Linked DNA regions of Mus musculus: region 2 is linked to region 1. Evidence: chromatin loops called from intact Hi-C (ENCODE). Cell type or tissue: left cerebral cortex. All regions are shown on one strand.

Evidence for each region. Peaks named below come from ENCODE experiments on the same cell type or tissue, not always from the same donor. Only the 100,000 strongest peaks of a DNase experiment are listed, where the experiment ranks them.
Region 2: it touches region 1 in a loop (6-fold over the local background); 21 of 42 quality-filtered maps call a loop at or near these places.

What each region holds. Positions count from the first base shown.
Region 1 is chr2:180,469,264-180,477,263 of GRCm38, forward strand. Slco4a1 (solute carrier organic anion transporter family, member 4a1) reads left to right here. Exons shown (of 12, transcript NM_001355218.1): 6 at 1,841-1,995; 7 at 2,791-2,986; 8 at 3,142-3,307; 9 at 3,398-3,570; 10 at 3,840-3,904; 11 at 4,251-4,399; 12 at 4,841-5,587. The coding sequence ends at 4,981. Among named protein-coding and RNA genes, the nearest start is that of Slco4a1, 17 kb to the left of the region's middle. In left cerebral cortex, CTCF peaks have their summits at 767 (motif pointing right), 3,621 (motif pointing right) and 4,005; DNase peaks (open chromatin) are centred at 3,711 and 4,010.
Region 2 is chr2:180,547,871-180,555,870 of GRCm38, forward strand. The region is part of intron 3 of Gm30144 (a long non-coding RNA gene); the gene reads right to left. Among named protein-coding and RNA genes, the nearest start is that of Mrgbp, 29 kb to the right of the region's middle. In left cerebral cortex, a CTCF peak has its summit at 7,569 (motif pointing left); DNase peaks (open chromatin) are centred at 4,427, 4,641 and 7,546.

The DNA.
Region 1 (8,000 bases):
CCAGTCAGAACACAATTGACTGGAAAGACTTTTCAACCCTCAGGTCAAGAAGTAAAATTTAAAAGAATTGAGTGTACCCTACCTCAGAAGGGATCCTGTGTGTCTCTCACTAGGACTGGTCTGACCGCTCAGTGACCCTGGTTCATTGTCTAGGAAGCGGTAGGTTCTTGCCAGTCTGCACGCTGTCATGGACCCTGCTGATGGTGGGGCTCTGACTAATCCTGGCTTCTCTTCAGAGCATGGTATATTTTGGCCCATATCCTCCCTATGCAGAGCTGGAGTGTGGAGCTGTGTGCTGCTGCCTCCACTGGTACTCAGAACTATCGTGCCCTAGATCTTAGATTTGGTGAAGAGAATGAGTCTTATGGGGGTAAGGATGTGGAGTGGCCACTCACAGGAGGCAGGAGCAGGCACCATAAGCCTTGACACACCCACCCCTAAGACCCAATCCTCCTCCCAGGCTTCTGGAAATGCTTTAGTGTGCAGAAGCCAGCATAGTTACTGCACCATGAGCTGACTTCAAGGGATGAATGCCCTGGCCCCGTGTGACCTGCGACTTGGGATAGATGACCGTAGGGGACAATGATCCGCTGTGACCTCCAGGCTTAAGGTGGCAGCTGTCCAAGAAGGACTAAGTTCAGGCTCTGCTCCCAAGAGCTCTAATAGCTCATGATCAGCCTCACAGTTGGCACACAGTCCTCACTCACCCCAGGAAACCTGGAGCCCGACTCCCAGCCAGCAGGGAAGCTGCAGCCTGACTCCAGGCCAGCAGGAGGCAGAGCCTTCAGAATCGCCCGCCTGTCAGATGGGTGTGCTGTCACACCCTGGTCACTCTGCCTTGCGGAAGGCACTTCAGTCACCACCTCACCGTGTGGCTGATGTCTTTGACATTCCAGACAGAGTGGCAAATGGAGGGAAAGAGCCCTGCGTGGGAACCCAGCTCTGACAGTGCTGGGACCTTGGATTCTTAGGACTCCAGGCCAGAGTCACTGTGGGATTAACAGACTGTATCTGACCACCAAGCCTATTACCACTCCTACAGCCACCATCCCCTAAGTACAAGCCAAGAGAAAGGGAGCAAGCCAGACCGACTCAGGACTCCTTGAAGGTGGCCCCTGTTTCCAAACCCAGAAGATGCCTGCCTCTTCTCTCTATAGCTTGTGCTTGGCAACCTGTACCTCTCTTGGTGACTCCTACCCAGTCTAGGTCCCTATACCTTGGTGACCTCTTACCCCTTGGTGACCCCTGCCCCTTGGTGGCCCATCTTTTGGTGAGCCCCATCCCATTAGAGACCTCAGCCCCTTGGTGAGTCCTACCTCCTAGAGACCCCATTCTTTTGATGGCCTAGCTCCTGGGTGAGTATGAGTCTTATGGGGGCCTACCCCCCCAGTCCCTTAGTAGCACCCTTCCTAGCCCTGTCCAGCCCTGAACTTGGTGGTCACCATCTCTCTACCCCTTACTCAGACACTTCTGCTATTTTGTCCCGTCCCAGTGCCTACCAGATGCAATTACTATCTTCATCCATTCATGGTCTATCCATGTCCGCACACTGAAACTGGAAATCGGCCACAGCAGTGACATAGTCTGTGTAATTGGTTTTAATAGCTTTGTGGACAGGGTACCAAAGGTTTACAGTGGGGCCATTAATTCACTACCTGCCAAGCCCAGCTTCTCACCCACTCTGGGTGTCTCTGGGCTAGATGGGGGTACCACTTCACTGCCCTCTCAAACCCAGTGCCTTTCCTGTGTGGGTGGCCTCAGGAACGGCAGGTTCCTTGCATGCAGTCTGGCGCATGCTGACCCTTCTCCCTTTTTCTGGTCTCTCTTCCCTTTACCCCAGCTCCATCTGGCTCCTTCTAAGAAACCCCACGTTCATCCTGCTCTGCCTGGCAGGGGCCACTGAAGCCACACTCATTGCCGGCATGTCCACATTCGGTCCCAAGTTCTTCGAGGCCCAGTTCAGCTTGAGTGCCTCCGAGGCTGCCACCCTGTTCGGTAAGGAGACCCTGAGCATTGGAGCGCTCTTCAGGGACAGGTGGAGCTCCTGCAAGTACTAACCTCAGCCTTCAAACTCCAAGTGGACAGTGCTCCAAGACGGAAGGGAAGGCCAACTCCTGCATGCAAGCCACTTTACCTACCACTCCTTACAGAAAGGGTTTGGGCCAGGCTGTCCCCATGGGCCATGCAGTTGGTGCCCCAGAGTCTTAGGGATCTAAGTTTGAGTCACCGTACCTGCCTGACAGAGCTCTGTGCCAGGCTGGCTTGCAGGGACCATCTAGAGTCCTTACTCTACAGATCATGGCTTCCCTAAGCTGAGGGCAGGGTACATCCTTGATGAGAGAGGTACACCTCTGCCTGGAGATGCCCCCATGCCCTCAGTGGTCAGTGCTGAGATCAGCCTAGGGCACTGACCAGTATGGATAGAAGCCATCAGATGCAGCCCACCTTGCAGGTCTTGTCTGGGTAGTGAGAGGGTATCATATTGGTGACTCCACTCTCTCCAGACACATCCTTATCTGGCCCAGATGCCCACACCTGATAGCTCCCTTCCATTCTTTGCACTTTCCTATGCTGACACCCTCACCCCATGTACACCCACCCTATGCCTTTTTCACTGGGCTCTGGGCTTCCAGGTCCACTGCACAGAGAGAACCCACCCTACTCCTACAGCTATCCCTGAGCAGAGATGGGCAGGGATGATTCTTTCCATTCCTCAGTGTCCGCACTAATGCAGCAGAAATGACAGGATCAGGGGGTTTTTGGCCCTCACTAAGTGAGTTTCTTCTTCAGGATACCTGGTGGTGCCAGCAGGCGGTGGTGGTACACTCCTAGGTGGCTTCCTGGTAAACAAGTTCAAGCTCCGTGGCTCTGGGATCATCAGGTTCTGTCTATTCTGCACCTTGACCAGCCTACTAGCCTTCTTTGTCTTCCTCATGCACTGCCCCAATGTGCACATGGCAGGTGTGACCACCGGCTACGTTGGGAGGTGAGCCTAGTAGAGACCCTACACGTGGGGGCCCTGCGTTCCTGAGGAGGGCTGGCACCGTTGGGGAGGGGGTGAAGGTCACTGTAACATGTGTAGGGAAGTCTACCAGGAAGCCTGAACACCTGCTAACATACCGCCTGATGCCGGTTCTGTAGCCTCCTGCCTAAAGGACAGCTGGACCTAAAGGCAGCTTGCAACGCCATCTACTGTTGCCAGCCGAAGCACTACAGCCCCCTGTGTGGCTCAGATGGCACCATGTACTACTCTCCCTGCTACGCAGGCTGCCCTGCTGATGCCGAGACAGACCTGGGTGGCCAGAAGGTGAGTGTGGCCACGCCCACATCCCCCTCTCTGGCCGGGACCCGGAAACTTCTGCCTTTGTGTGATCAGCACTGTTGTTGGGCTCCCCAGGTATACCGAGGCTGTAGCTGTATCCTTGAGAAGGCTTCCTCTGGCTGGGGCAATGCTACCGCAGGGAAGTGCGCTTCCACCTGTCAGAGCAAGCCCTTCCTTCTGGTTCTCGTGTTCGTTGTAATTATCTTTACATTCCTCAGCAGCATTCCAGCGCTAACTGCTACTCTACGGTAAGAAGCTCTCTCACCGCATTTTCTTTTGCAGTACCAGCAGGTGGCGCTCTACAGATGCTGCTGGGCCCTCGGGTAGCTGCAGGCCCTGGAAATGGGCCTCATTCTAGTGGCATCGGAGTTGACTGTCTCTGGTCCCCAAAGAGGTGCTTGGCACCTAGGGAGGTGGTGATGTGGCCTTGAACTTGCCCAGGACTCTTGCTGGTGTATGGGGTATGAGGTGCACAGCCAAGCTTCCATGGGCTCTGATAGCGCAATTTTTATTGCAGGTGTGTCAGTGATCGGCAAAGATCCTTTGCCCTGGGGATCCAGTGGATCGTCGTAAGAACACTAGGTACTGCGTGGGGGTGAGGAAGCCGTGTACACTTGTGCAGTGCTTCAGGCATAAGGAACCAAGCATGAGGCTATGGGCCACACTGAGAAGGGCTTTTTCCCTAACTGCCCACTAGAGGGACACATTGTCCTTCTATATACCCTGTAGGTTTCTTAGCCTCAACATAAAAAGGCCCTCCTGAGAAACCATGGTGCGCCTACCCAATGCCAGTTCTGCAAAAAGGGAGTTAAGTCTCCCCTTTGCCCCTGGAACCACAAATGGACAAAGTGGCCTTGCAAGGGTCTTCCCCGATGACCTATCCTTTCTTCACCCACTAGGATATTAAGTGAACTCTCTCCTTTGGCAGGCAGTATTCCGGGGCCCATTGCCTTTGGCTGGGTGATTGACAAGGCCTGCCTGCTGTGGCAAGACCAGTGTGGTCATCAGGGCTCCTGCTTCGTGTATGAGAATGAAGCCATGAGCCGGTACATGCTCATCGCAGGGCTCACTTTCAAGGTGAGATGGCTCCTCTGGCGTCTGCCTCCACCTCTGCCCTCCCCCCCCCCCCCGCCTCCCCACCATGCTCCTACCTTGCCTTATATAAAGGCTCGGCCACGGGGTTAGGGCCACCCTGAATCCAGGAGACTTCATCTTGAGGTCCTTCCTCAGCCCTACAGAGACTGTGTTGTTAGCGGTTTCTAAGGACAAGGGTGGTACATGCCTTTTAGGGGACCCTGTCTAGTCCGTACCAGGTCTTTCCACCTTCCCTTGGCTCCTACTTTTAACCAAAGGTGGTTCTCATTCTTTAAGTGAAGCACTGGTGTCTCATGCGGGGCTGATCATACAGAAAGGCGTGTCTTTGTTCCAGAAAGAGTAAGGCAGAGTATTACACCGGCACTCACAGCTGGGCAGAATCCCCAGGCTGGCCAGGACCAACGTCTCCTCCTGTCTCCCCAGGTGTTGGGCTTCCTCTTCTTCGTCGCCGCCTACTTTCTCTACAAGTCCCCTTCCGTGTCCTCAGATGGTCTAGAGGCCTCCCTGCCCAGCCAGTCCTCGGCCTCTGACAGTCCCACAGAACAGCTCCAGAGCAACGTGTGACAGCGCTGGCCTCTCCACATTTCCTGAGGACTCTTCCTGGAAACCCTGACCCACCCCCACAGGGCGGTAACACTGAGGACCTTGCAAAACCTCACACTGTGTTCTGGGGTCTCGCACTGCCCCACACTGTGACTGAGCAGCCTCTGAGGCGTTAAGGAGGAAGTCACGTGTGTCATAGGGGTCACATATGAACCAGACACATTCCCCAAGCCCTGGAGTCTGAAAGGGGGTCACTACATTTCATAGACCATCACCTGATCCTGATTTCCTGTGTCTACTGAGAAGCCCCATGCAGGGCAGCAGTGCCCTGGGAATGATCCTGTGGAGCCAGCTATTGGGTAATTTGCTTGAATCTGCTTACTGCCTGTCCTGGAAGCCCGGTGGCCTCCATGCGGGGCAGCAGCGACTTGAATCGTTATGTCCAGACGTATATTTTGCACTGAATGGTGTTTATGGAATCAGTTTTGTACTTGATCATGTGACTCATGTCCAAGCAAACTGCACTGAGGATTTGATCCCATCTGAGGTGCCACGCAGCTTGTGTGGACAGTGTGTTTCTATGTTTTTGGTTAGAGTGTGTACATAATATATTTTAATATTTAAACCAATGATCCTTGTGTGATGTTTTATGTCTAAGCGTCTGATTTGGCAGGTCTGTCTGCCCACATTTGGTATAGGTTTCCATAGCAATAGGGTGTCTCAGGTATTGGCTGGAGTCACAACACTCCTGGGGCTTGGGGTGGGCATCCCCACTGCCTTTGTGACCAGAAGCAAGACAATAATAGTACAGGCTCCCACTCACTGGCCCCAAGTAGACAGGCCTTAACCAGACCTCTAAACCTCCCCTACTTTCTGAATGACTCAGACCCTATCAGCAAACCTTGAGGCTGGGTAGCCAGACACTTCTTTCAGTAAGGTATGAGCTGTGTATGTGACCATATGTATACTGTGCAGATGCAAGTGTATTCGGCGTGAGGGTGTAAGTATAAAATTGAGAGACTTGCACACACTCAAGCACACAGGCACATAGAGATGGCCTCCTCTGCCGGCAACCCAACTCCAGAGAAATGAAGGATGCAGGGCCTCTCTCTGTCCCACCTCATAGCCAAGTCCCTCACCTCTACTGAGAAAATGCCGGGCTGGAGAGATGGCTCAGTGGTTAAGAGCACCGACTGCTCTTCTGAAGGTCCTGAGTTCAAATCCCAGCAACCACATGGTGGCTCACAACCACCCATAATGAGATCTGACGCCCTCTCCTGGTGCATCTGAAGACAGCTACAGTGTACTCACATATAATAAAATAAAATAAATCTAAAAAAAAAAAAAAGAAAGAAAGAAAGAAAGAAAGAAAGAAAGAAAGAAAGAAAGAAAGAAAGAAAGAAAGAAAGAAAGAAAGAAAGAAAGAAAGAAAATGCCAATGTGTTGTTTGGGATCTCACAAGCCTGTGTGTTGAGGGGGTTAATAGGAGATGTGTGTATAAATTCATGCATATAGAGGTCAGAGGACAGCCTCCATATCATTCCCCAAGCCCCATCCACCTTGTTTTTTGAGACAAGGTCTCTCACTGGTCAAAGTAGACTAGGCTGTCTGCCCTAGGGGTCTACCTCGCTTCTTTCCCTAGCACAAGGATTGTGAGTGTGTGCTGTCACGGCTGGCTTTTCACACCAGTGCTGGCTGGGGATTGACCTCATGTCTTCATATCTTCACTGCAGGCACCTTCTCTACTAAGCTGTCCCCACTAGCCCATGAGCATCACCCTCCGCTGTGACCAGGACCATCGTACCTCTTATCACAAGTAGACAATGCAGGTCACAGCACCTAAGGGCCAGAGCTCAGGCTGTCTCAGAGTTCCTGTCTGGAGAAGTAATGGGCCCTTCAGGAGAACACAAGGTGTCTTAGGGGATTATGGCTGTGAACAGATCCCATGACCAAGGCAAGTCTTATAAAGAACAACATTTAATTGGGGCTGGCTGACAGGTTCAGAGGTTCAGTCCATTATCATCAAGGCAGGAGCATGGCAGCTTCCAGGCAGGCATGGTGCAGGAGGAACTGAGAGGTCTACATCTTCATCTGAAGGCTGCTAGCAGAATACTAACTTCTAGACAGCTAGGATGAGGTTCTTACAGCCCACACTCACAGTGTCACACATACTCCAACAAGACCATACCTTCTAATAGTGCCACTCCCTGGGCTGAGCATATACAAACCATCACACAAGGCAACGCCCTATTACAGAGAGCAACACAGACACTCCGACACTCCACTGCAGAGTGAAATGCAGAACACATGTCCCCTCTCTCAGAAAGGCTGGCTGTTGCTCATATAGGCTGTGTCCAGCGGTTTGCCTGGTACTCATGCTGGGGTCTGAACACTGCTCCTGACCACATTTCACACCTGACATCCTCGTGTGCCCCACAGAGTGGCTGACAGAGTCCACGGCAGCCTTTTCTGACTATACCTGGACACCTCATTCTGTTTTCTGGACACCTTGATATCGTCTTCACCTTTTTAGCTGAGACACTGATACTCAGTTGACCCCACCTAGAGAAGCAACATTAGAGAAACTCCATCAGATGGCTGGCTGGCCCTTCCATGACACACAAGCTAAGATGCTCACTCCTTTTTGAAGATTTCACAGTTTAAGTGGGTGTCTTAGTTAGGGCTTTACTGCTGTAAATAGATACATGACCAAGGCAACTCTTATAAGGACAACATTTAATTGGGGCTGGCTGACAGGTTCAGAGGTTCAGTCCATTATAAGGCAGAAAGCATGGCAGCATCCAGGCAGGCATGGTGCTGGAGGAGCTGAGAGGTCTACATCTTGTTCCGAAGGTAAACAGGAGAAGACTAACTTCCAGGAAGCTAGGAGGAAGCTAGCACTCAAAACCCACCCCTACAGTGACACACTTCCTCTAACAAAGCCACACCTACTCCAAGAAGGCCACACCTCCTAATAGTACCACTCCCTGAGCCAAGCATATTCAGACCACCACACTGGATGTATTATCATCTCTTATGT
Region 2 (8,000 bases), 79 kb after region 1:
AGAGGCAGGGGAGCAGGCAAGGAGCAAGGAAGAGGCAGGCAGAGACAGAGAGGGCAGAGGTGTGCTGTCCTAGGATGGAAGGGACTGTCAGCTCTGAGTAGAGTAAGAAAAGCTTCCCAGCACAGGCACACGTGCACATGCATACCACACACACTAATACACATAGATACAGATACACATGCCAGCTGCACACACTACTGTGTGAGAATTCTTACTTAAATGAAAACTTCACTTTCCCTAGCCCAGAGGCTCAAGAGCTCTACAGCCCCGGGGTCAGCACTATGGAAGGAGCCACTGGGACCTCTATCCCATGGAACAGCCTCGGTCTATGGGTGGCTGAAGGCATGTGATGAAGGTGGCTTGAGGCCTGAGACTAAGCTAGGGAAGGAATGGAGCAGACAGTGCCGTCCACTTCTCTTCCTGGCCAGATGCTGGGGAGCCAAGCCCAAGCATCCACATGAGAAGTAACACAAACATCTGTGCTTTCTGCCTCGGCCTCCTCATTCCCAGGCACCATCCCAGCTGAAGGACCCTCCTCCTTGGAGATCTCCGTGGTCTGCGTGGCTAAGCAATAGAGGCAACAGTTCACTCTTCCAAATCCCAGCCTTGCCCTTTCACAGACAGCCACCGGGTGTGGCAGTGCACTCAGGAGGTTCCAGGCCAACCTTGGCTATAGAGGAAACTTGGGGCCAACCTGGGTTACTTAAGATCCTGTTTCAAAAAGAAAAAAAAAATGAAAACAGCAGGTGGGTTCAGAACTGTGGGTGAAGTGACTGACAAGCACAGAGACCTGAGTTTGGATCCCAACACCCACTTTTTGCCAGAAGCAGTGCGGCTTGTGTCTTTAAACCAGCTCTGGGTGAGCAGAGACAGGGGGATCCCAGCAGCTTGCTAACCAAAATACTGAGCTCCAGGTTCAGTGAGAGACCTTGTTATAAAAAAAAAAAAAAAAAATGGAGATTAGTGTGGCAGCACACACAGCCTTTAATCCTAGCACTCAAGGCCAGCCTGTTTTCCATAGACTTCAGGCAAGCTAGCACTACAGTAAGACCTTGAGTCCAAAAGAAATATATGTATATATTTATACATATTTATATCATACATACATGTATATATCATATGTCATACATACATATATCATATGTCATACATACATATATCATATGTCATACATGTGAAAGAAAGATGACATTTCAAGATCTGTAAGTCATATAAAGTACTCAGAAATTGCTGGTTGTTTGTGAGCCTAGAGGCTGCCTGGGGCTGAGAAAAAACAAACAAACAAACCTGGGTATGCCCCGTAGTTAAAACACTCCTGGGAATATCTTGACCATAAGATAAAGGGGAATGTGAAGACATAACAGGGCTATCTGAACTGAGTCAACAACTCACAGAACTCTGACACCCTGCACGTACATGTAATTTTTCTGCTGATGTTTGAATAAGCCAATAGTGTGTCACTATGCTGAATTCCACACCCCTAAGCCCCTTACCCCATAAAAACCCCTAGCTTTCGAGCCTCGTGGCCGACATCTGTTATCTCCTGTGTGGGATGCATGTCGTTCCAGAGCTCTGTCATTAAACAACCTCATGTAATTACATCAAGATGGTCCTTCGTGATTTTTTTGGGGTGCACGCCGAAACGGGAATGGAGTGGGGGTTTCCCCACTAGGTCCTATCACATGCATATACATATATTCATGCATATATATCTATATATCATATATCATACATCTATCCATATATCATACATATATCATACATATTATTTACATGTGGTATATGTACATGATGGAGGACTAAAGAGATGGTTCAGTGATTAGGAGCATATAGTTCCCTTGCAGAGAATCTAAATTCAGCTCCCCACATCTATGTCAGGTAGTTCACAATCACCTGTAACTTCAGCTCCTGAAGGACCCGATGCCTCTAGCACAGTGAGCATAGTCATTTATGTACACAGACCCAACATATACACATAAATAAAAATAATAAATTAAAAAAAATAAGGTGGAGACCTATCAAGGAAGATAATGGGTGTGGGGATTGGGGGAAGAGTTTAAAACACTCTCTTGTCTGAGGCCGAGGCTTTCCCACAAATCCACAGCCTGCACAAAAGATAGATGTATACTTTCATTGTCTGTATGACCAGATGATCACTCACCAAGCAGGCTGTGCTTCCTGGCTTAAGGGACACTCAGACAGGAGACAAACATGTTTCCAATACCTCGCTTGCCTTCTAAAGAGCTTGTGTAAGGAGGAACTGAATCCAGACAAAGTCAGCCCCAGCAAACAACCAAGCTCCAGCAGAGATTGCTTATAAGCAGACCAGGCAGCGGCTGGTGGCACTTAATAGATACTTGGCTCTATTGATCAAATAAATGGAAGAAAGGCCACTTCCTTTGCCAATGCAGCGGATGGAAGGGCTGGGCAGTCTAATCAATAATCTTCCACATGCACAGCATGGAAGTGTGTCCCTAATGCAGGACCAGCAGACAGGGAGGGAATCAGGGTTCCACTTCTGTCCATGACATTTCCTAGGACAGGAGAGCACAGGGTGCCATGATAGAGATGAACTCAAAGCCTCCATGACCTTTGGGTAGACGCTTGTGTCTTCCAAGCTGTGGCCACCTGCACAGCTCTGAGTAGAGTGGACATACTTAGACATACATGTAGTAGTGATCTACATACTGGGAACTGGCAGCATCTGAAGAAAAAAAAAAAGACCTTGTGCACGCATTCCTACTCCGCAGCCATGCTGCAGACAGGGATGGACAGATTCCCCAGGGAATTGGTGGGTCTGGGTGTTCCAGTCTGGGGCTGATGGACAGAGGAGAGCAGGTAGGAGCCGAGTTTCCTATGCTCGGTAGTCTCTCCCAAAGCACTGCCTACACCTCGGGACTCGTGTTTTATGGGTCTACTGCACTCTGGTCCTCTCAGTCCCCTGGGCCTCAGGGATGTCAGAAGTTCCATGGCTCCCAGAGCTGCTGTCTCTTGAGGCTGGACAGATGCCCTGAGCTCTGCCTCCTGGTTTCCTATCATGACCTTTTACCAGCTGTCCAACACTGTGGTTCATTTGCCCCCATAGCTCTTCTCCAAGCTGTTGATTCTGGGGCTGTCTATACCAGGTGCAGATACCACAGCAGAGCCTGTGCCAGAGTACCACTCCCAAAATGAAGCCAAGCAGGGAACTCACCTGGAAATACGTGGTTTCCACAGTAGCCCACAAACAACTGTGGGAATCAGAGGGAGGTTCAACAGCCCAGCTCCCTCCTCTGTGCCAACATCACAGAGGTAGCTGAAGCCCAGAGCCCCAAGTCAGAGGAGGTTCCAGCTGCCCTTGTTATCAGAGGGTTTCTTTGTGATGTAGCTGCCTTCAGTGACCCTCACTCCTGTTAGCGACACCAGTAGACTCAATGTTCTCCAAGGCAGATGTGGACGGAGCACTGTCTTTAGTTTGTCAGTTATCTGATATCAACAGATGTTTCTGTGTCTTGTGGGGCATGCAGCGCTCCAAATCCACACTGTGGAATTAGTTCATGTGCTCATCAGGGTCTGTGGTGAGACTCTGCAGCTCCCCTTTAAAGTTGCCAGCAAAATATTCCACAGTCTTTTCCTTCCTTGCTGTATAGTCACCAGCAGCTCGGAGGAAACCTTGAATCCCCAGACTGGGGATTTCCTCTCCTAACATTCATGGTATGACCTGACACAGCACCTCAAACATGGTTGTCACAGGTGATCAAGCATGTCCACCCTTCTACTGCTCAGTGGACTCCAGTCGTAGAACCTCTCTCCGCCCACCCACACGCCACGGGGACCAGGGGGACTCAGATTGTGTGTGTCACTTACTTCTTGAACCAGAAGACCCACAGATCTGAAATAATTCTCTTACCTTCAGCTTTTCAACCCTAGACTCTACCTGGCCGTCCGGCAAAGCCCAAAGCCCTGAGGTCCAGGCAGAGCTGTTTCCCATCTCTGCCCCCAGCGTATCCTAGGTGTCCAGTGGAGACCAATGAGCAGACATTGCAAGACACTTTAACCTGATAGGGGAGGAGGTTCCCGAGAGGGATGTAGGCTCCAAGCACATTGTTTTGGACCAGCAGTGAGCTTGACCAACAGTTGCTACCTCTGCTCCCGAAAATAGCTCCACTCAGCCACCTAACTGCCGTCTTCAGGCCCCTCACAGGCCTCTTCTCTCCCCCTTTGACTCAGGAGTCACTAGCTGTGCCCTCTACTGAGGGGTGCCTGGGTCTGCTTCCCCACCCCAGCCTTCTCTGGCTTCCTAGCTTGCTGTGTGCTTTCTTATTCTCTCATAAAAGCATTCATTCCTTGGTGAAAATGCTAAATATGCAGGAGTATTCCACACAACTGAAGTCTTACTAACCCCACTCAGGGCTAATCACCACTAACAGATGGGCGAGCATGCTGCCTGGCGTTCTCCGCAGCTGCAGAAATATATATATATATATATATATATATATATATATATATATATATATATATACATATATATATATATATATACACACACACACACACACACACACACACACACACACACACACACACACATATATATATCTAACTTGGGAACAGTTCACACACATGCTTGCTTGCCGAGGTTCAGACTGCTCCTGCCAACAGCCCCATCTCAGTAGCTCACATAGCACCTCCTTCCCAATGTACAATCATAAACCCTCATTCAGATTCTGAGACAAGATGGCTTGCTGACATCTGAAAGCAGAGTCACCTGACTTGCCTGTGTGGTGGTACACACCTTTCCTCCTAGCACTTAGGAGGCAGGGTAGGTGGGTTCCTATAGATCTGAGGGAAGTCTGGTTTACGTAGTGAGTTCCAGGACGCATAATGAGACTCTTGTCTAAAACTGAAATAAAACAAAAAGCCTGTGTCTCATGTTATGCAGAGAGGCCTCCTGTCCCCACGGAATCCAAGCAGAGAACCACACCTCTTTATTAGGGACACAGTTGGGTAGCAGGGGCTCCCTGTCATGGTAGTTTGTTCATTAAGGAGCAATAGGTAGAGCTGGGGAGATAGCTCATCTGGAGGAAAACTCTGGCTATATATGTGTGAGGACCTGAGTTCTAATCCCAGGACCCTCATAAATCTGGTTGCGTCTGCAACCTCGGTGCTCCTGGGTGAGATAGGAAGCAAGATCCTGAGAGACTCTCCTGACTCGTGGACCAGCTACGACGGCAAACAGAGTGGTCAACTGCTCAGAGGGTCTGGGGGGCCAGGAAGCTTCCCCAGCATGGAGAAGAGAGTAGGGGGTCCTTCCTGGCAGGGCACTTCAGAGCCGGCAAGGGGAGGGAGTGAGGGGAGGGAGGGAGCCAGGTGCCCTGGTCAGGGGAATCTCACAGCTGACTGACTAACAATCGGGCCACCTCTGCTGCTCTACTGACTAGCAAACAGGTGTTTATTTATACAGGTTTCACAGAACAAAGACAGACTAATCATTATGCCAGATGTGCGGATTATGTGCCTGACATTTCATTACATGTCCAGGGTTACAAGTTCAGTCAAAATTAGAAAATACAAGCAAAACAGATTCTTATTATTATTATTAGACCTATAACTCCAACTTAAAGACTCTAAAGACTACCTCCTCCAAAGCAAACGCATTTGTCATATGACAGCCTGCTTTTAGGCTGGCAGGATTTGTTGTTCGAAAGCACTCCAGAGAAACAGGAAATATCTGCACTGGTCTTGTTATGAGTAGCAAACACTAATGCCTAGATTCTTTTACTATATGTTTCACTATACACACTCTAAAGTAGGAGAAGCTTATTTTAGTCCATCTATCTATTTACTGAGTTTTATTCCTCCAGGGGTGTACCCTGTATGACCCCTTATCTTTAAACTACATTTATAGAGATCTCTAAGCTATAATAAAAAGAGGCCTTGAATCTGTAACCTGTTCTCCTGGCCAGCCAGAGTTTGTCAATTGTCTGTTTGCCCTTTATCATACGATTTGAGTTACCTCAGGGGCAGATACTCCAAGAAAATTCCTAGAGTGATGGCCTCACCTAGCTATGTGCTTATCGATGCTGAATGATCTCCAGGGCATCAGGAAGACTTTCATATGTGGCCAGATCGTTTATATTTAGGATTTTCCTAAGAAAACCCAGACATAATTTTTCTCAGAAAATGATATAAAATGAATCATAATTCAGAAAGTCCCCAGTAATTCAGCACACAGAGTCCAAACCCCAAAGGCTAGAGCTAGAAGCACAGCAATTGCAGCATTTGGCTCAGCTTTGCTGGAACTGTCATGAAGCTGTGCTGGCTTCATGATTCTTGCCGTTCCTAGTGGATATGGCTGTACCAGGGAACATCAAAGAGGAAGGTGAGGACCACAGAACCTGAGGTTGCCCTCTGACTTCCACGTGTGTGCTATGGCATGTATGCACCTACATTCATATACAAACACATGTATATATGTATGCACACACATCACATGTATACATGTTTGCACATGCATCATGCACATATATGCGTGTTCATACACCATACATATGTGTACATACATCACACATACATATGTGTGCACATATACACACATACATGCATACATGTGCACATATACACATGCATACGTGTGCATATATACACATACATGTGCACATGCACACACATACATGTGCACATATACACACATAAATGTATGCATATATACCACACACACCACCACCACCACACAAAAAGGAGGTGAAGAAGGAAAAGGAGGGACCATCAAGATGGCTTTGTGGGTCAAGGCTCTTACCTCCACCCTGACAACCTGAGTTCAATCCCTAGGATCAGTCCCACAGCCTGTCTCCTGACCTCCACAAGCATCATGGTACATGCATATACACACACAAATAAATATGTAAATATGTAAAGAGTGGACAAATAAACAAATATAAGCTCTCCAGTAATTACCCAATACCAATCAGTTAGCTCTGAGATCGTATTCATACAAAGTAACATCATACAGATTGAACAAGTTATATTTATGTATTTAAGAATATAATATATACACACATATGTAACAATAATTTTTTTAAAAGAGGCTATGAGTCTGGGGGAGAGCTACATGGATGTGGTTGGAAAAGGGAAGAGAAAAATGATGCAATTATGTTTAATTTCAAAATTATTATAATAAATAATTATTTTATATTAAAGAAGGAGGAGAAAGAGCCAAAGGAGAAGAAGACACAAGTAGCTGTATTCTCAGCTCTGATGAGGCTAAGGCAGAGGATTGCTGTGAATTTGAGGCCATCCTGAGCCACAAAGCAAAATCATATCTCAAAAAAATTAAGTATGTGTGTGGTTCACTTGGCTAGAATGATCACAAACCAGGCAGAGTGAACCATGCCTTGGGAAGTGGAGCAGGAGGATCAGAGGCTCTCAGTCACCTCCAGTTGTACAGGGAACTGGAGACTAGCCTGGCTACAAGATGCTCTTTTGAGGGCTGGAGAGATGGCACGGTGGCTAAAAGCACTGGCTGATTCTGAATTCAATTCCCAGCAACCACATGGTGTCTCACAACTATCTATAAGGACATCTGATGCCCTCTTCTGGCACGTGGGTATACATGCTGCAGAGTACTCACACATTAATTTTAAATAATATTTTTAAAAATATACTCTGTTCCCATAAATAAATAAATAAATAAATAAATAATAATGAAAGAAGAGACTCTGTTCCCAGATGTTTTCTTCAGGAATGTAGCTGAGTGTGGTGGTGCGCACCTCTAATCCCCAAATTCAGAAGGCAGAGGCAGGCAGATCTCTGAGTTCAAGGCCACCCTGGTCTGCAGAGCGAGTTCCAGGACATTCACAGAAACTCTGCCTCCTCTCAGGGAGAGCCAGCTCTCCCACCCTCTACCACCCCCCTCTGACAACCCTGGAAGAGGAGGACTTGGGGTCAGGTGGAGACTGTCACTGCCCCATACCATTTTCATTACTTGTGTGTGGTGTTTGTTTGTTGAGATTTTGTTTTTT